Regions from separate parts of the Homo sapiens genome. Here all the other regions are linked to region 3. A link is an interaction called in ENCODE POLR2A ChIA-PET data of the cell type or tissue named here. Cell type or tissue: CD4-positive, alpha-beta T cell. All regions are shown on one strand.

What was found. Peaks named below come from ENCODE experiments on the same cell type or tissue, not always from the same donor. Only the 100,000 strongest peaks of a DNase experiment are listed, where the experiment ranks them.
Region 1: POLR2A ChIA-PET joins it to region 3 with 95 read pairs; 33 of 35 experiments call an interaction of 5 or more read pairs at or near these places.
Region 2: POLR2A ChIA-PET joins it to region 3 with 10 read pairs; 23 of 35 experiments call an interaction of 5 or more read pairs at or near these places.
Region 4: POLR2A ChIA-PET joins it to region 3 with 10 read pairs; 32 of 35 experiments call an interaction of 5 or more read pairs at or near these places.

Annotation. Positions count from the first base shown.
Region 1 is chr6:26,230,969-26,235,968 of GRCh38, reverse strand. It overlaps H1-3 (H1.3 linker histone, cluster member), which reads left to right and starts at 982. Exons shown (of 1, transcript NM_005320.3): 1 at 982-1,757. The coding sequence starts at 1,036. The coding sequence ends at 1,701. It also overlaps the pseudogene H2AC9P. RefSeq lists enhancers at 469-1,456, 1,370-1,779, 2,610-2,659. In CD4-positive, alpha-beta T cell, no CTCF peak of the experiment used is centred here; DNase peaks (open chromatin) are centred at 948, 1,228, 1,728, 2,028 and 1 weaker place; H3K4me3 peaks cover 3,067 bases; H3K27ac peaks cover 3,619 bases.
Region 2 is chr6:26,319,810-26,324,809 of GRCh38, reverse strand. TRR-TCG2-1 (tRNA-Arg (anticodon TCG) 2-1) reads right to left here and starts at 1,992; the gene lies at 1,920-1,992. It also overlaps the pseudogene H3C9P. RefSeq lists an enhancer at 2,373-2,562. In CD4-positive, alpha-beta T cell, a CTCF peak has its summit at 2,567; DNase peaks (open chromatin) are centred at 779, 1,989 and 2,469; H3K4me3 peaks cover 1,173 bases.
Region 3 is chr6:26,181,391-26,186,390 of GRCh38, reverse strand. H2BC6 (H2B clustered histone 6) reads right to left here and starts at 2,630. Exons shown (of 1, transcript NM_003523.3): 1 at 2,161-2,630. The coding sequence starts at 2,595. The coding sequence ends at 2,215. RefSeq lists enhancers at 2,308-2,367, 2,818-3,007, 2,867-3,596. In CD4-positive, alpha-beta T cell, no CTCF peak of the experiment used is centred here; a DNase peak (open chromatin) is centred at 2,710; H3K4me3 peaks cover 1,619 bases; H3K27ac peaks cover 1,071 bases.
Region 4 is chr6:26,237,439-26,242,438 of GRCh38, reverse strand. H4C6 (H4 clustered histone 6) reads right to left here and starts at 2,046. Exons shown (of 1, transcript NM_003540.4): 1 at 1,646-2,046. The coding sequence starts at 2,013. The coding sequence ends at 1,702. RefSeq lists enhancers at 1,810-1,859, 2,320-2,419. In CD4-positive, alpha-beta T cell, no CTCF peak of the experiment used is centred here; DNase peaks (open chromatin) are centred at 1,248, 1,878 and 2,028; H3K4me3 peaks cover 1,676 bases; H3K27ac peaks cover 1,462 bases.

The DNA.
Region 1 (5,000 bases), 50 kb before region 3:
TATTATAAATATGATTTTAAAATATAAAAAATGTACAAAATTCTATGATGAATATTAGCAAAAAAATAGTGTATTTCATTAAATTATTTATAAAGTGATGGGACACAAACATGTACACAAGCTCTCAATGCTCACAGTTGCCAAAATGATGTTGGCCTGCCATTCTATTATTTGTTGGTTCAGTTTTCTTTTTTGGGGATGTGGTAGTTGATCTTTAATGCCCATTCTAGATCGGAAAAATCCATGATCCTAACTTTTAAGAGAAGGTTGGTAACTCTACTTAGGACTTTTTTTTCTGTAAGAGGAATAATGTAGCCTCACCCTTATCTTTCTGGAAATGTTTAAACCACTGAAATATGGAGATCAAATCCAGCTTACACACTGGTAACTCAAATACTATTTTTTTTTTTAAACTATCTTTTCTAAACTAATCACCCCTCTTGTACATAGAACTTTCTACCTCAGTGCCAATTCCTAGAGGTTGATGCAAACAGCTCGCCAGAGAGCCTGTGCTATTGTTCCTGCGAAAAAACCCAATTTCCCTGCACATTTGGATAAAAATGAGTTTATCTATATAAAGTTGAGACGGTAAGAATTCACAGAACAATGCCCTGGAAGAGAGATTTGCAAATGAAAGAGGGAGAAATAGTATTTTTAAGGAAAACATGAAAGTTGTCTCGATTTGACCGAAGTTTGAAAGAGAGTTGGGGGAATAAGAAAAGTTTCAAGATGCCGGTTTTAAAACTATGCATAGAAACAAAGGCAGGAATGAAGCCCGAACTCTCTCGGATCAGTTTCCCCCAAGTCTCTAATTATTTCATGCCCAGATTTCTTATATTTTTACTCTTTTTTAAGGGGCAACAAACACAGCAGCGCGGTAGATACGAGGAGTCCTTTTCCAGCAGCGCCGCGCATGGAGCAAGGAACCAATCATCACTCAGCGTCTCTCTATATAAACCCTCAGCCTCCCTCGTAGAGGACATGCTGTTCTGACAGTTTGAGATTACTTATTGTCTTTTCTGGGAAGACAAAAACATGTCGGAGACTGCTCCACTTGCTCCTACCATTCCTGCACCCGCAGAAAAAACACCTGTGAAGAAAAAGGCGAAGAAGGCAGGCGCAACTGCTGGGAAACGCAAAGCATCCGGACCCCCAGTATCTGAGCTTATCACCAAGGCAGTGGCAGCTTCTAAGGAGCGCAGCGGCGTTTCTCTGGCCGCGCTTAAGAAAGCGCTTGCGGCTGCTGGCTACGATGTAGAAAAAAACAACAGCCGTATCAAGCTTGGCCTCAAGAGCTTGGTGAGCAAAGGTACTCTGGTGCAGACCAAAGGTACCGGTGCTTCTGGCTCCTTCAAACTCAACAAGAAAGCGGCTTCCGGGGAAGGCAAACCCAAGGCCAAAAAGGCTGGCGCAGCCAAGCCTAGGAAGCCTGCTGGGGCAGCCAAGAAGCCCAAGAAGGTGGCTGGCGCCGCTACCCCGAAGAAAAGCATCAAAAAGACTCCTAAGAAGGTAAAGAAGCCAGCAACCGCTGCTGGGACCAAGAAAGTGGCCAAGAGTGCGAAAAAGGTGAAAACACCTCAGCCAAAAAAAGCTGCCAAGAGTCCAGCTAAGGCCAAAGCCCCTAAGCCCAAGGCGGCCAAGCCTAAGTCGGGGAAGCCGAAGGTTACAAAGGCAAAGAAGGCAGCTCCGAAGAAAAAGTGAAACTGGCGGGACGTTCCCCTTTGAAAATTTTAAACGGCTCTTTTCAGAGCCACCCACAGGTCTCAGTCAAAAGAGCTGAAGCTTTTTGGAGGGGGGAGTGGGGTGGAGAGGGGTGCGGGTGCTGCGGTGTTGTGCGGCCACGGTCTATCCTAGTCGTGCTGGTTGGGGGTCAGTTATTAACAGCTCCCAGCAGCCTGGGCGCAAGGATCCTTCCGTCTCAGTCTCAGCCACAGTCACCGGATAGCTAAGGCTACTTGAGCCACCAGGTCCTACTTTTTCTTCAAATTCCCGCGGTGGTGTGTGATTGGCCGGCCGATTTCTGTTAAAGCGCGGCGCTTAAAAGTGGCCCTGAAAAAATTTTATTTCTGACACAGGGATGTGGTGTAAATGCTTTAGTTTACTTTAGCGTTGAGGTGACTTCCTGAGCACATCCCGTCCTGGTTGTGAGCAGTACGTGGCATGCCCAAGGTGCTTCCGGCCCACGATCTTGTGCAGCTGGTCGTTGAGAATGGCCAACTGCTGGTGGTGCCCGGTGTCTGTCTTTTCGCAGGCCTTTGATAAGCCTTAGCTTTGGGATATCGGCCCTCAGGTACTGTATTTGTAAATAGTGTGGGGGCTGCACTGCGTGACGAGGTGGCTCTCCTGTAATCCCAGCATTTTGGGAGGCCGAGGCGGGGGCATCACGAGGTCAGGAGTTCGAGGCCAGCCTGAAGAACATGGTGAAGCCCCATCTCTGCTAAAAAAAAATACAAAAATTAGTCAGGCGTGGTGCCGCGCGCCTGTAATTCCAGCTACTTGGGGGCTGAGGTAGAAAATCACTTGAACCCGGGAGGCGGAAGTTGTAAGCCGAGATCGCGCCACTTGCACTCCGGCCTGGGCGATAGAACGAGACTCCGTCTCAAAATAAAAAGTGTGCCCATTGTCTTTTTCTGTCAGTGGCCAGCGTCTCCAGGACTTATTTTCCCAGGGGCTCTCTTGCTTGTTCATTTATTTCTGCCTACTCTTAACCTCCTAGCACTGCCGCCAGGTAACACTAGCATGCTGGTCCAACCCGCTCGGAGTAGCTGTATTTGCGGAGGACGCGGTGTATTAGCCCTACTGGCAACTGTAGGCCCGCGTGGCAAAGCAGGTCTTGCTTTTGGCGCGAGTGTGGTCTTGCTTCCCACGTCCAGGTAATGTTAGAAAAAAATGCAATTCTTGTATTAAGCCAATCGGAGGGATAGTTCATCATAGCCTCTGGCTCAGTTTTGTAAAACTTGCTTTTTCTGTTGGTTTGCAGAGCCTGCTGAATTAACCAATCAGAACGTATTCTTAGATTTTTATTTGCGTGGTTTTTCCGAGAGAAAATTTTTCACCAATCAGGTTGCGATATTAACAGTTGTGTATGCTGGGACGTAGTCGAAAAGCCTGTTTTTTTTTCCACCTCCCCCTCAGATGGAATTCTCCAAATGGAATTCTCTTTTTGGAGACTACTCACCTTGTCATTCTGCGTCAATCTGCACAAGTATTGCTACCACCCTGATGCTGAGAGATAGTAAAAAGTATGAAAGGAACCTCTGTCAGCTTATAATCTGCTTCTTTTCCCAAATTGCTTTCTCACAGATTGAGCTGAACCAGGGAGCTAGAGTTAGCTATCCAATACATATTTGGTGATTAGATAAGAAATAGAGAGGGAAAAATAAATGAAAAAACTTGGAGAAGGGAGGAAGAAGCCTGAAATTGGGGTTACCAGGACAAATAAATGGGCTATAGGAAGTTGGGCTGACTTGGATGTACTACTGTTTACATTGTATTTGGGAGGCTGAGGTTATTTTTTGTTTGTTTTGTTTTTGATTTTAGAAAAGCCCACTTAACAGTACGGAGAAATCTCGACAAAATCTGATTTCTACAGATGGTTATGGGACTCTAGATGGGAAAAAATTACATTTTCACAAATCCTAAATGCAATTTGCTTATTTCCTTTGTGAGTACAGGCAGCTAATCACTGGATTTCACATCAATGATAATCATAGATATTTTCATATCACTTTGTACTTATTACAGGTGTCTTGAAATAGTTTACACTAATTGTGAACCTTTCAAGCCAACATTATACTTGCTGCTAGATCTTATTATTTGATGTGTAACTAAAGCACATATACAGACTTTAAGAAAAAAAAATTTAGTGTCACTACCTTTCTTACCCTGTATAAGTATTTTTTAAAAACATGGTTTTGAGAAGGCATCTATAGATTTCCAGAATCTCCAGAATACATAGCACAAAACAAGTCATGAACTCTTGAACAAGTTTGCAGTGGGACCAAATACTATAAATCCCTCATGATTATAATACCTCTTAATCTTACTTCTTTGTTTACATTCTGCTTATTAGTTAATATTTTATTATATTTTACATTATTATTTGCCTCCCTCCCCACAAAGAAAAGGATGTAGCCTGTGACATCTTTCTAGTTATAAGCAGGAGTTTAATTTTTTGGGAACCACGGCTACATCACACAATTTCTTCTTTGTAGAGAAAGCCAAAATACCTCCCTGTATGAGAGTGGCTTGATTGAGAAGGGGATCTGAATAAATGGGAGGATTTGAAATATTTATTCAAAATAATCTTTTTGAAAATGAGTGAAAAATACAGGTATGTAGGGGTGAGCAAAACTTCACCCTCCGAAAGTTCACTGAAAATCAACGGAAAAAAGGCAGATTAATAGAAAAGTCAAACTTCATCATAGGTTTATGTGACATGGGAACCTTCACAATGAAGGCCCAGAGGTACAGGGGAAACTGTCCATTTTTATGCTTAGGTTCAACAAAGTACCAACTGCCATGTAGAACTGTGATTGGATAAAAAGGGTGTCATCTAATGCTAATAGACTGGGGAAACATAGCAAGGCCTCTGTGTCTAGACTCTTCTTGGCCTCTGGCAAGATTCTTTCCTTCTGGGTATTCCTTCCTCATTCTAGAGGACCCTCTCTGGAATGAGGGAGGGTCTTATGACCTACAGCCAAACAACGTAAGACATATACTTTCTTATGGCTAGCTTTTACACAGAAAGGAGACGGAAAAGTTACAGTAAGATTTTTAGGTTTTATGGCTGGCTTTGAAGAAAAAGGGGTTCTAGTTTCAGTAACCACCTTGGGGAAGAGGGATTCTAGTTATTATGTGTAGCCTCAATGGAGGATGAGAGGCCAAAGGATAGCAGGAGGTCACTTCTGCTTCTAAGGACTTCGTTTTGGGGTATTATTTTCCAATTCCCAATGCGGAGAAGAGATCTGGGAGGTCTTTAGTACCCAGAATGACATGAT
Region 2 (5,000 bases), 140 kb before region 3:
TTTGCCGTCTTAGCCTCATCTACCTATTTCTACTGAATCATATGAAACTCACTTGCAGACATTGTGATATAGAACACCAAAATCCATAAACATGTGTCGCCTAAACATGCGTCTTTTATTTAACTACAATATCATGAACAAAACTAAAACAATCGAGCAATTCTTTAAAAATATCTCATATCTGGTTGGGTGCAGTGGCTCATGCCTGTAACGTTTTGGAATGCTGACGCGGGATTTCGTGACCCCAGGGTTTGAGAGCACCTGTAACAAAACAAGCCCTTCTCTTGTGCCTCTGTACAAAACAGATTTTAAAAAATCAGCCTGGCCTGGTGGCGCGCTCCTGTAATCCCAGCTACTCCGGAATTTTAGGCGGGAGGATGGCTTGAGCTCAGGAGTTCAAGGTTACAGTGATCGCGCCACTGCATTCCAGCCTGGGCGACGGAAAGAAACTCTAAATAAGTGACTAAAAACATCTGAGTATTTATTTATCTAATATATTTTTAGAGTCAGTTTTTATGTTTCCTATTCTTTCACATTAGAACAGTTTCCCAGCTTTTTCTTTTTATTGTTATTTCCTCATGACATCTTTTAATCTTCCCCTCCCTCCCTCCCTTCTTCCCTTCCTCCCTTCCTCCCTTCCTTCCCCCAGCCTGGGAAACACAGGGAGATCCTGTCTCTACAAAAAACAGAAAAATAATTAGCCAGGCATGGTGGTGTGTGCCTGTGGTCCCAGCTACTCGGGAGGCTGAGGTGAGGATCACTTGATCACCGGAAGTCGAGGCTGCAGTGAGCCGTGATTTCACCACTGCACTCCAGCCCTGGGCGACAGAGCGAGACTCTGTCTCAAAACAAAGCAAACAAAACAAAATAAGCAAAAAAGTCTAATTGTCTCATAGAATGTCCTACATTCTGGATTTGTCTCATTATTTCCTTATGGCATCTTTTAATTTATTTTTGTTCCTTTTAAATTAGAAGATAAATTTGCTTTTGTGATTAATTTGAGTGCTTAGATTTAGGTTAAACATTTTTGCCCAGACGCTGTTCTTTACACTGTACTAACTTCACATCAGAAGGCACTTGTAGGGATATCCTGTTGATGGTGAAGACCGAGTGGTGCCCCCCAAGGTTCTTTATTTCTCTCTTTGCAATTGACAAGTAGTTTTGGGGTGGCACTTAACACCATGAGCATATGTTATTTCCCAACCACCTTTTCCTAACGGTTTTAATTAAGGTCGTTAAGCTCGTTCGTTGCTTTGGTCTATTATTTTTCTAAGGGTTGCAAATGGTGATTCTTCTAATTCTACCAGTCTTCTGTATTTGTTAGAAGATACTTTTGTCAAACGTGTGGACCTCTTTTCTGCCTTCCTTCGTACCCCAGTCTTTCCAAGAGGTTCCCGTGGGAGCTTCACATTACCCCTGTCGTAATAGCCTTAAAACTCACGTAGCTTGGCGCTAAATTGTAATTGGGTCTGACGTGCTTTATGGTCTAGAGTGCATTCTACAGCCTGTAAGGTCTGTAAATGGTTCTCACATTCGAGTGTGCAAACGAACCACTTGGATAGCTTGGTTAAAACCCAGAATCCTAGAGCCTACACACAGCGATTCTAGGTAGGTCAAGTGTAGTGCGGACTAGCAAGGGAGGTCGGCCTCGAAAAGTTGTCATTTTTAAGAAGCTCCCAGGTTATGTTACTGGTTCAGGGACTGGACCAAATTTTGAGTAGCGCAGGCCCAGAAGATGGACTGTATGGCATTATGGTGGAGAGAGAGAGGATAAACAGACTAAGTACAGAGCAAAGGCAAGGGATGTGAAGGAAGGGATCTACAATGAAGATAACTTAGTGAAGTAAATGGAAAGAAGTACATTTCTGATTACCAGCTTTGAGGAAGGAAAATAACACCAGACTAGTCAGTATCTCAAATAACCACGGAGGGATTCGAACCCTCAATCTTCTGATCCGAAGTCAGACGCCTTATCCATTAGGCCACGTGGTCCCGGGTTACAAATCAGAACTATTTTTTGATGGAAAATAATCTCCTCCCTATGAGCTGTAAATGTACCAAGTATAGTGAAATCATTGTTGTAAACCAAGGAATTTCCAACCCCTGAAAAAAACTTACAGCCTGGTTGGGGAAAGACGAAGTTTAATCTAATGGTAAAAAAAAATCTAATGGCCGGGCGCGGTGGCTCACGCCTGTAATCCCAGCACTTTGGGAGGCCGAGGCAGGCGAATCACGAGGTCGGGAGTTCGAGACCAGTCTGGCCAAAACAGAGAAACCCCCGTCTCTACTAAAAATACAAAAATTAGCTGGGCGTGGTGGCGGGCGCCTGCGTGCCGCTGCACTCCAGACTCCAGCCGGGGCTACAGTGCGAGACTCTGTCAAAAAAAAAAAATACTGCAATTGTGTTCGTAGCCGCAGCCGTCCTGCCGTCGCTCTCCAACGCCAGCCCAGCGCCGCCTCTCGCTCGCCGAGCTCCAGCCAAAGGAGAAGCGGGGTAAGTAAGGAGGTCTCTATACCACGGCTCGTAGAAAGCCGACTGCCCGCAAATCGACCGGCAAATCGACCGGTGGCAAAGCACCCGGGAAGCAACTGGCTACAAAAGCCTCTCGCAAGAGTGCTCCCACTACTGGAGGGGTGAAGAAACCTCATCGTTACAGGCCTGGTACTGTGGCACTCCGTGAAATTAGACGTTATCAGAAGTCCGCTGAACTTCTGATTCGCAAACTTCCCTTCCAGCGTCTGGTGCGAGAAATTGCTCAGGACTTTTAAAACAGATCTGCGCTTCCAGAGAGCAGCTATAGTTGCTTTGCAAGTGAGGCCTATCTGGTTGGCCTTTTTGAAGACAACAACCTGTGGGCTATCCATGCCAAACGTGTAACAATTATGCCAAAAGACATCCAGCTAGCACGCCGCATACGTGGAGAACGTGCTTAAGAATCCACCATGATGGGAAAAATTTCATTAAAAAAATTATCTTCTTCCTGTTATTGGTAGTTCTGAACGTTATTTTTTTTCCCATGGGGTCAAAAGGTACCTAGGTATATGATTGCGAGTGGAAAAATAGGGGACAGAAATCAGGTATTGGCAGTTTTTCCATTTTCATTTGGGTGTGAATTTTTAATATAAATGCGGAAACGTACAGCCTTAATGCAAGTTAAAATGTTTCAGTGAACAAGTTTCAGCGGTTCAACTTTATAATAATTATAAATAAATCTGTTAAATTTTTCTGGACAATGCCAGCATTTGTTTTTTTTTTAAACAAGTAAATTTCTTATTGACGGAAACTAAATGGTGTTGTAGCATCTTTATCATTCATTCACTATACTTTTCTGAGATTTCATCCATTCACTATACTTTTCTGAGTTGTCCTATATGGAAATACATGTTTTTAATGTTGTCTGTCTTCTGTGCTGTTCCTGTAAGTTTGCTATTAAAATATATTAAACTATATAAAAAAACTGTGAAATTTCAACTAGATAACTGCCAAGGGCAGGAATATGGTACTTCAATAACTACTGATCGAGTGCTTTATCTTTTGATTGGCAGAGAGAAAGGCCACGATGAGAAAGGAATGTTTGAGTTGAGAGCTGGAGAGGCAAAGGCAGAACCAGACTGCTTTCCACATGCAGGGAACCACCGCTGCCTTACGATGCTTCCAGGTAAAGATCGAGGGTTAAACACAAGAATTTACTTTTGCATACTCCGCAGATCTCACTCAAACAGCACTAAAATATACATCCAAATAGGGAGAGGAGATAACAGAAACAAAATTTTGTCATCTGGAAAGCTGATTGAGGAGTCGCTGATTTTGAGAGCCCTGAGAAAGCTAAATCCTAAACCAGGAGTGGGAAAAGCAAAGAGACAGTAGATGTTCACCATGGAGCCCCCATTCCTATCCCTTTTCCCTATGCCAGGCTCGGATATTGTCAGTACAGCTTCGTCTGGAAACTACCTGTGTGAAATGAATTTAGCCTTCCTCCAACCCCCTTAAATTCATATGTGGAAGCCCTAATCTCTAGTACTTCAGAATGTGACAGTATTTCATCTGCAAAATGGAGAAATGAATGAAATAATGTTTATAAATAAAGGGAAAAAGAATGTGACAGTATTTGGAGATAGGGTCTTTAAAGGGGGTAATTAAGGTATTTTGAGATCATGAAAGTAGGGCCCAAATCATAAGGGCTGGTGTCCTTATAAGAAGAGATTAGAACACGGACACACAGAGAAAAAATCATTTAAAGGCAGAGGGAGAAGATAGTCACCTGCAAGCCAACAAAAAAGGCCTCAGGGGAGAAAAAAAAATCAAACAGACAAGTACTTTGATCTCGGACTTCTAGTCTCCAGAACTGTGAGAAAATGATTTTTGTCTAAGCCACCCAGTCTGTAGTATTTGTTACAGGAGCACAGTTAACTAATACACTGTCCTTCCTCCATCTTAGAAGGCTGGACTTTTCTTTTCTTTTTTTTTTTCTTTCTCTCTCTCTTTCTTTTTCTTTTCTTTTTTTTTTTTTTTTTTTGAGACGGAGTTTCGCTCTTATTGCCCAGGCTGGAGTGCAGTGGTGCGATTTCGGCTCACCGCAACCCCTGCCTCCCGGGTTCAAGCGATTCTCTTGCCTCAGCCTCCCGAGTAGCCGGGATTACAGGCATGCGCCACCAAGCCCGGCTAATTTCGTATTTTTAGTAGAGACGGGGTTTCTCCATATTGGTCAGGCTGGTCTTGAACTCCAGACCTCAGGTGATCCGCCCTCCTCGGCCTCCCAGAGCCAACGCGCCCGGCCTTATTTTCTTGAAAGAGCAAAATATCGGGTTTCTTGGCTGGAACAGTGATTCTCAAACTTTTTCCTACATCCCAATCTCCTGGAAGGCTAGTTAAAACAGACTGGTGGGCCCCACGCCCAGTTTCTGATTCAGTAGGTGTGGGGTTCCCTTTTTCGTAGGTGTGGGGTTCCCTTTTTCCTAGGTTCCCTGCTGCTTCCGACCGTGAGGCACTTCTTGAGAAT
Region 3 (5,000 bases):
GGCAGGAAAATCGCTTGAACCCAGGTGGCAGAGGTTGTGGTGAGCCAAGATCGTGCCATTGCACTCCAGCCTGGGCAACAAGAGCAAAACTCTGTATCAAAAAAAAAAAAAAAAAAAAAAAATAGAGTAGTTTGTAGTAATAGATGGATCAAAAACTCCTTTGAGAATCTGTTGAAAATAGACATATGAACATAGACATTTTATGAGGCTCATTATTCTCAGAAACTCAAGGAACTCCCAGGGCTCCATGGATTCCTGTCAACAACCAGAAGTCTAGGATTTCAGGGTCTGAGATCTAGAGATCCCAAATTTAAAGATAGAGAGGAATCGCAGACATAATACTAAATAATACATTGAACAGGAGTGAGTTACCATTTGCTGAGTGAAATAGACCTATATTCTTCTTCTTCTTCTTCTTTTTTTTTTTTTTTTTGAGATGGAATTTCCCTCTGTCACCCACGCTGGAGTGCAGTGGTGTGATCTTGGCTCACTGCAGTCTCCGCCTCCTGGGTTCAAGCAATTCTCCTATTCTTCTGCCTCAGCTTCCCAAGTAGCTGGGACTACAGGCCTGTGATACTATGCTCAGCTAATTTTTGTATTTTTAATAGAGACAGGGTTTTGCCATGTTGGACAACCTGGTCTTGAAATCTCGACCTCAGATGATCCGCCCTCCTTGGCCTCCGAAAGTGCTGGGATTACAGGCGTGAGCCACCATGCCCAGTCTATCATCTCTCTTCCTTCACTAGGATATGAGCCTCAGAAGGGCAGTCTCTTGTCTATCTTGCTCACTGAAGTATTTCAATGCCTGGCACAGAGGGAATGCAATCAATATTTGATGAAATACTGAATGAAATCCCTTCAACTACTCTCTGATTTGTTTATTGTATCCCCTGCTCCATTACTCCTGCCATTTCTTTGGCTTGAAACTTTATCCTCCTTCAACATCATTTCCCTCCACTGCATCCAGTCTCTTGCCACCAGAAGCATATTCCTAGAACTAGTTATAATTTTGTTAGTCCTTGCTCACAAGCTTTCTATAACCTTATTGTCTGCAAAATAAATCTAAACTTCATTGTTTGACATTCAGACTCTTCACAATCTTCTCCCACATCTTTATCACAAGAAAACTCCACGTGAGCAGGAGGCTTGGTTAGCATATTCTTTATCTCAGCAATCTCCTTTAACAAGCTCTCCAGGTGATTCTGATGCACACTGAAGTCTGAGAACCACTATTCTCAGTGCAGAAGTCCTCAGTACAAAATTCACTGCTTGGCACTTGAATATGAAGGAATGACTATCCATTTTCAACCTACTGGATATTCCTTCCATCCACCTTCGCCTGGAAGCTGCTTGTATCAGGCAGTGCAGATGCCTCCTCCCCAAAAGTCATTTTCCCTCCTTTCTTCCTAATACAACTTTCTTTGTTCCCTGACTTGTTCTCCAGAGAAGGCAGAGTTCCTTCTAGCCTCAGGGATCTGATTAATTTGACTACACCTATCCTAAAGATCACATGCCCCTTATTAATGATTGGATTGGGGATAGGTATATAGTCAGTTTTTGTGATTAGGAGAATCCTTAACAATGGAGACCCAACTTCTCTAAGAACATGATAAAGATGAGATGGGGATTGTCGATCAATGAACAATGTGTGTATGTGTTTGTGTGCGAGCGCGAGTGTGGTTGCACACTGAGAATTGTTCAAGTCTAATTGGTGAAACCAGACAGGTGAGGCGGTAGAGGGAAGAGGGTTTTATTTTTTCCTTTAGAACCTAAAATAAAAATCCAAATTAAGACCTTTTTGAAGTAATTGAGGAAAGGAAAAAAGCAAATTCAACATTAAGAACTACTTGAAAGCAGCAGTCTCCTCTCCTCCTTCCCCACCCCCGCTCCAGCCCCCCATAATATGGGCTTCTTTGGTAAAACCCGTATTTTTAAGGACTCTTGAGAAACGAAGTTTCTCTTCGTAGAGCAAAACTATGAAATTACTATTGCCTCTTAGGTACTATCGAGTGATACCTCATAAAACACGGAAACCAGAGTTTCATAAAGCCACCAGCCCAGACAGTGAGTGCCATTTTAAGTTTTAAAAACATGCCTATTTCAGCTGCAGGAGTTTCTAGTATCTTCACATGTCAGTATATAGCTCCAATTGTGAAAAGGTGAGTGGCTCTGAAAAGAGCCTTTGGGTTTACTAAGGCAGTTGCAGGGACAAGTTTACTTGGAGCTGGTGTACTTGGTAACGGCCTTGGTGCCCTCTGACACAGCGTGCTTGGCCAGCTCCCCGGGAAGCAGCAGGCGCACGGCCGTCTGGATCTCCCTGGAGGTGATGGTCGAGCGCTTGTTGTAATGCGCCAGGCGGGAAGCCTCGCCGGCGATGCGCTCGAAGATGTCGTTGACAAAGGAATTCATGATCCCCATGGCTTTAGAGGAGATGCCGGTGTCGGGGTGGACCTGTTTCAGCACCTTGTACACGTATACGGAGTAGCTCTCCTTGCGGCTGCGCTTGCGCTTCTTGCCGTCCTTCTTCTGCGCCTTGGTCACGGCCTTCTTGGAGCCCTTCTTCGGGGCGGGAGCGGATTTCGCTGGCTCAGGCATGCTATCTTTGCTGTTCTGCAGTTAGGAAAGAAAATGAAATCTACATCTCCTGATCCTCGGAATTTGTAGACAATGTTATGTAAATGAAGATTTAGTTTCTCCAACTCTGATTCGTTATTTTGTCGTGAAGTCTGCATGCAAATGAAGGAGCTTAGGTCTACTCTCCCATTGGTCATATCCTGAGAGCAGTTTTCGAGCACGGGCCACCTAATTAACATTTTATATAACAAGTTCCTACCATTGCAAACAATTCAGATTAGTTTACTTATTTTAAAAACCAGAAGTTGCTCTCTTCTATGCTTTTATATGCCAGGGAGACAAAGCTCCTGGCGCAGTTACGTCTTCGAATTGAAAGGTCGGTTTAAAAGCTCCTGGAAAAGCTATGCCTTGACATTCAGATGTAGATTCTGGAGCAGCAGGAGATACCTGAAGAACGGCAAGCTAGGCGACCGGCGATCACCCACACAATCCGGAGAACAGTGTTTCCCACTTTTTACAGAATGCACAAACACATCGTGAAAATAAAGGGTAGGCAATAAAGCTCCGGAGAAAACAACAACAAAAAAGTAAATAGCATCTCTTGAAGAGAGCTAAGACAGGAAAGACTTTCTTAGCCAAAATGGCTACAGTCCTTAATGGAAAAGCAAGTCACACCTAGTTTAGCCCTACAACGAGGATCAGAAATAAATATTCCGTCTAACTAGTGAAAATATTTTTTAAAAAATTAAAATGAAAGCCTATTTAACAAACAGCTTTACTTTCAAGTTAGTATTATTATCTTTGGCTGAAGCCCGCTGCTTAGCTAACTTCAGTTTAAGAAACTGTTCTTCCTAAATTTGACTGTCCTTTTTAAGCCCCCACTCCTTCACCCCACGCTCCCCAGCCCCCTAGCCCTTCTCCTCTCCTGCCACCATTCCCATTTCCCGGGCCCTAAGTCTCCAGGAATGAAGGTGCTGCGCAAAAAGTATTCCGCTCTGTGGGTTAGCATCTAACAAAAGTGTACTCTGAATTTATTGTGTCTTATCTTTGTTTCACAAAATAATTTGTTTTTCTCACTTCAGTGATGACGAGAAAACCTTAAAATCTGTTTAACATCTTTTTTAATTTTCAATGTAGCTAATGTAGCAGTGTTCAGAATAATAGCTAATGTGCTTTATTTGTATTTATTTAATCAAAAAATCTTGGGCCGGGCGCAGTGGCGCAAGCCTGTAATCCCAGCACTTTGGGAGGCCGAGGCGGGTGGATCACCTGAGGGCAGGAGTTCGAGACCAGCCTGACCAACATGGTGAAACCCCGTCTCTACTAAATACAAAAACTTAGCTGAGTAGGGTGGCACACGCCTGTCATCCCAACTACTTGGGAGGCTGAGGCAGGAGAATCGCTTGAACACGGGAGGTGGGGGTTGCAGTGAGCTGAGACTGCACCGCTGTACTCCAGCCTGGGCAACCAGAGCAAAACTCCTTCTTAAAAAAAAAAAAAAAAAGGGCCGGGCGCGGTGGCTCACGCCTGTAATCCCAGCAGTTTGGGAGGCTGAGGCGGGCGGATCACAAGGTCAGGAGATCGAGACCATCCTGGCTAACACGGTGAAACCCTGTCTCTACGAAAAATACAAAAAATTAGCTGGGCGTGGTGGTGAGCGCCTGTAGTCCCAGCTACTCGGAAGACTGAGGCAGGAGAATGGCGTGAACCTGGGAGGCGGAGCTTGCAGTGTGCCGAGATTGGCACTGCACTACAGCCTGGGCAACAGAGCGAGACTCTGTCTCAAAGAGGGAGAGAGGAAAAAAAAAAAAAGGTCTGGCGTGGTGTCTCACGCCTGTAATCCCAACACTTTGGGAGGCCGAGGCATGCGGATCCCGAGATCAGGAGTTTGAGACCAGCCTGGCCAATATAGTGGAACCCTGTCGCTGCTAAAAATACAAAAATTAGCCGGGCGTGGTGGCGCATGCCTGTAGTCTCAGCTACTTGGGAGGCTGAAGGAGATCCCGGGAGGCCGAGGTTGCAGTGAGCCGAGACCGCACCATTGCACTCCAGCCTACGTGACAGAGCAACAGCAAGACTCCATCTCAAAAAACAAAACAAAACAAACAAACAAAAAAACATGTGATATTACTTTTGTTCTCATTTAACAGAAAGGGAAATTAGAGTACCCAAGTTGCGGCATCCTGCCCCAAACCCCATCGCTTATACTAGGTGTAACCAGAATGATGATTTAGGCAGTCTGGCTTGGATCTAGTCTGTTAGAAAACATCTTCACCTACCTTGGTGGGCTGTGTTGCAAAAAGAGAAAAATGCTTCTTGTTCTTCTTATGTTAAAAGAATGGAAAATGAAGCATTTCTTTAATGACTATAAGAGGTTGTTAGAAATGAAAAAAAAAACCTCTGATGGTATATCTAGTCAGTAGAGA
Region 4 (5,000 bases), 56 kb before region 3:
ATTTTGCCCATAGGAATCAGGTAAAGGCTTCTTGAAGAGGAAACCCCAAGTTGAAGAATATTTGTGGAACAGTGTATGTAATGAATTACCATTGACAAAAAAAGAACAGATGAGAAGCCACTTCTTCGGTATGGTGAAAAAATGAAAACGTTAGGAGTCAGGATCGCGGGTGATAACCGGGTAGGTTGACAAAGCACAAGGAGAAACACTTTGGGTTATAAATTACCAGTACTTGAGAAATAAAGCAGTAAAATTATCAATGACCTGAAATCACAGTAAGTGCCCCAACAAAGAATTCACTGGGTAAGACAAAAACTTGGGCTTTTTTTTTTCTTTTTGAGACGGAGCCTTGTTCTGTGCCCCAGGCCTGGAGTGCAGTGGCGCGACCTCGGCTCACTGCAACCTCAGTCTCCCGGGTTCAAGTGATTCTCCTGCCTCAGCCTCCCGAGTAGCTGGGACTACAGGCGCGTGTCACCACGTCTACGTCTAATTTTTGTATTTTTAGTAGAGACGAGGTTTTGCAGTGCTAGCCAGGCTGGTCTCGAACTCGTTGAGCTCAAGTGATCCACCCACCTCGGCCTCCCAAGCTGCTGGAATTACAGATGGGATTGCAGACATGAGCCACCGAGCCCGGCCAAACTTTACTTTTTTTTTTTTTTTTTTGAGGCATGGTCTCTGTCGCCCAGGCAGGAGTGGAGTGGCACCATCTCAGCTCACTGAAATCTCCGCCTCCCGTGCTCAAGCGATTCTCCTGCCTCAGCCCTTGCAGATTAGCTGCGACAGCAGGCGTCCGCCACAACGCCGGGCTAACTTTCCTATTTAACTTTTTTAGTTGAGACGGAGTTTCACCATTTTGGTTGCCCAGGCTAGTCTCGAACTCCTGAGCTCTAGTAATCCGCCCGCCGTGGTCTCCCAAGGTGCTGTGATTCAGGCCTGAGGCACCGCGCCCGGACACAAGTAGTGGATTAAGTTTACCAGTAATTGATCTGTCCACAGCCGCCCTAAGATTACTCACGTTCTATGCCTAATAAATAACACTAAGGCCGGGCACGGTGGCTCACGCCTGCAATCCCTGCACTTTGGGAGGCCAAGAAGGGCGGATCACCTGAGGTCGGGAGTTCGAGACCAGCCAGACCAACACAGAAAAGCCCCTTCTGTACTAAAAATAAAAAATTAGCCAAGCGTGGTGGCGCATGCCTGTAACCCCAGTTACTCGGGAGGTTGAGTCAGGAGAACCGCTTAAACCCGGGAGGGGGTGGTTGCGGTGAGCCGAGATTGCGTCATTGCACTACAGCCTGGACAAGAGCAACTCCATCTCAAAAACTAAACATGTAATGCTAGTGTAGTTAAGTCCCAGCCACCTAACATAGGAGTAAATTTCAGAAACGTGGGAATAAAACACATCACATACGTCATAAAAGGCTGCTGGTATTCCCAAACCATTTCCACCATCTTTTCCTGTGAATGTTTGCGATCGAAATACCTGAACAAGTTTCTAATGTTTCGCCTTCCCTTTCTCCTTAGCACATCCGCCATCTTAGGAAGATCGCTAAAAACGGCTCGGTTTAACTCAGTTAGAATCCCAAATTTACAAAACGAAACCCAAGTCGTCATCAGTTACAGCCCTTCGTGTGACGAAGGAGGTGGCCCTGAAAAGGGCCTTTTATGGGTGAGCTGTTAAATAAAAAGCCGGGGTGAGGCTCAGCCACCAAAGCCGTACAGAGTGCGTCCCTGGCGCTTGAGCGCGTAGACAACATCCATTGCAGTGACTGTCTTACGCTTGGCGTGCTCCGTGTAGGTTACGGCGTCCCGTATCACATTCTCCAGGAACACCTTAAGAACACCGCGGGTCTCCTCATAAATGAGGCCCGAAATGCGTTTCACGCCGCCGCGTCGGGCCAAGCGACGGATGGCGGGCTTCGTGATGCCCTGTATGTTGTCACGCAGCACTTTGCGATGGCGCTTGGCGCCTCCCTTTCCTAAACCTTTACCACCTTTGCCTCTACCAGACATGATCGAAGACAAACAACAACTCTTAACTTTTGCAACTTTGCTACACACTGAAGCCCCTTATATATCAATTATGCGGACCTTTTTGGAGACTGAATTGGAGGGGCGGGAACGAAACCTCTGTCTCCGCCTTTTCCGTAACTTACTGGGCGTCCCCTACACTATTGCCTTGGGAAGGAAAGGGGGCGGTGAGGGTAGGGGAAATGCAAGTTGATTTGACTCCTTCCTGTTTCCTTGTTTGGGTCTTGAGTGTAGGTTTCTGTGTCTTCTAGTCCAGTGCCTGTGGGCTCTCGAACTGATAATGTCTGTCTCCTAAAATCCTTATTATTTGCAAAAAGGAGGCAGTAACGCTACACTTGTCTACCGAATGGATAGACAAGAGAATAAAATTATTATTTCTTTTGAAACAGTTTTGCTCTGCCCCAGACTGGAGTGCAGTGGCGTGATCTCGGCTCACTGCAACCTCCGCCTCTCGGGTTCGAGCGATTCTTCTGCCTCAGCCCCTGCAGTAGCTGCAACTACAGGCGCGCGTCACCACGCCCGGCTAATTTTTGTATTTTTAGTAGAGATGGGGTTTCGCCATGTTGACTAGGCTGGTCTCGAACTCCTGACCTCAGGTGATCCACCCGCCTCGGCCTCCCAAAGTTCTGGGATTACAGGCGCCTAGCTTTAATTTTTAAATGTGAAGATTCTTTGAAAATGTATTTTTACTAATTTTTTTTTTTTGATACGGGGTCTCACTCTGTTGCCCAGGCTGGAGTGCAGTGGCGCTATCTCGGCTCACTGCAACCTCCGCCTTCTGGGTTCAAGCGATTCTCATGCCTCAGCCTCACGAGTAGCTGTGATTTCAGGCACGCGTCGCCACACCTGGGTAATTTTTGTATTTTCTTAGTAAAGACGGGGTTTCGCCATGTTGGCCAGGGTGGTCTCGAACTCCTGACTTCAGGTGATCCACCCACCTTGGCCTCACAAAGTGCTGGGATTACTGGCGTGAGCCACCACGCCCGGCCATTTTTATTAATTCTTAAAATGTAGCAATACTTCTTAAATTTGGCCAATCATGAGACTTAGCGTTTGGCAGAGACATATACATTCACATCGTTTTTGGCATTCCTAATAAAGAAAGACCTCTAGTAAGGGAAACCAATATTAATTGAAGTTTCATTCTTAGTTTTTCAATGTATAATGCAATATCTGAGGTGTAAAGATAAGGAATCCCAGGCTTGAAGACATTATCCTCTAATAAATGGCATTGTATTGTTGGCTCGATTCTGGAGTCTCACTACCTTGCTACCTACCACTGCTTTCATGCCACTAAAGCATACATGGTAAATCATGGTGAATAAAGGTTTGTAAATTAACAAAAATAATACTAATAAATTCTGTGAAATACTGTCCTAATAAAAGATTCCGGAAGAAGTGTTCTACACACAGATCATAGGGTATGTGTAGTAGAAAAATTCAACATTAACTCTTACAGTCTACTGCTTCACATTCATTGCCTCCTATATACTGCAAGGGTAACTTAAAAATCCCGTCTCTGCTGGTGCCTAAAAGCAGTGAGAAGATTATTCATTTTGTGGAGTTAAGAGTCTACTTAAATTTTGGCTTAGGTTCAGTTACCTGTAGGAATAGACACAAGGATCTCAAGTGCTCTCCTTTTTGAGGTAGGCACCAAACAAGCATCATTCATTCATTCAACAATTTAATGTCCACTACATGCCAAGAATAGTGTACAAATACCAGGTTTACAAAGATAATCACATTTATTCTCTTAAAGAACTCAAAAGTTTAGTAAAGGGAAAAGTACACTCAGGGTTAGGGGGCAGATATCAGACCAGCATACTTCTACTTACTGTCAGGTATTTAAGGGCGGAGCAGCCATATCCCAGCTATACTGGCATCACTCTGAAGCTTGTTAGACATACAGAATTTCGGGCCCAACCCCAAATCAATGGAATTGATATTACATTTTTAATGAGATCTCTAAGTGGGTGGTAGGTATGCTCTTCCAAGTTTGAGAATAATTGTTTTAAAGCTCTGCTGTCCTATATTAGCCACTAGCAACATGTGCTCATTTTTATTTAAATTAATTTAAATTAAAAATTAATTTGCACACTTACTCTAGCCACATTACGGTACTCAGTAGCCACATATGGTTAGTGGCTACCTATTGGACAGTGTTAATACAGAATATTTTTATCATCGCAGAAAGTTTTATTGGGCTGTATCTGTGATAAGGGGGTTTCTTCTGAAGAGCTTCTAATCCAGTCTAGAAGGGAGGAGGGAGTTTGGTGGATGCCTGAGACATGTAAAGAGAAAACTGTAAGTTTGAGTATAGTAGTGGCCTTCTTAGGAAATAAAATTAACACAATACTGTTGTACTTGAAGAGGAATTTCAAGGAGCCAGTGTCCTCAGGTAAGACTACCTCATAGACGGTTACAATCGATGTGATTTCTCATGGACTTTTTGAACACGTTTGATTCTAACACAAAGCTTTATTTTCTATAATAGTCTATATATGTTTTCACCCCTTTTAATATTTATTCTATATAGTTTCTTTTTTTTTTTTTGGAAATCTTTAAAATCTGAATTGTGTGATGCTTAAGCACAGTGTCACTGGATTGATCTATTGAATACTACCTACAACTCTCATAGTCATTTACTATGGTGGTGGTGGGGATGGGGGAGTTAACACAAAATGAAGAGAACACTGGGCCTTAAGTTAGATAGCTATCACTTATCTAACTAGTTTTTCCTAGCTACTTTTTGCATCTATAAAATAAATGGTTCCAACCTCAGTGTAATGGGAAATCTACTGTTTTAGATTATATTCAGATTTAGGATTCCAAAGCAACACAGAACTCTTTTTGAGGGCTACCAAAGTAATAGGTGAAACTTTGCAGGACTTCAAGTTTACAGTCCATGGGGTGATCCAGCTTTCAGGAACCTTGTCCTTGCTACAATTACAGAGAAGATAAGTACCAGG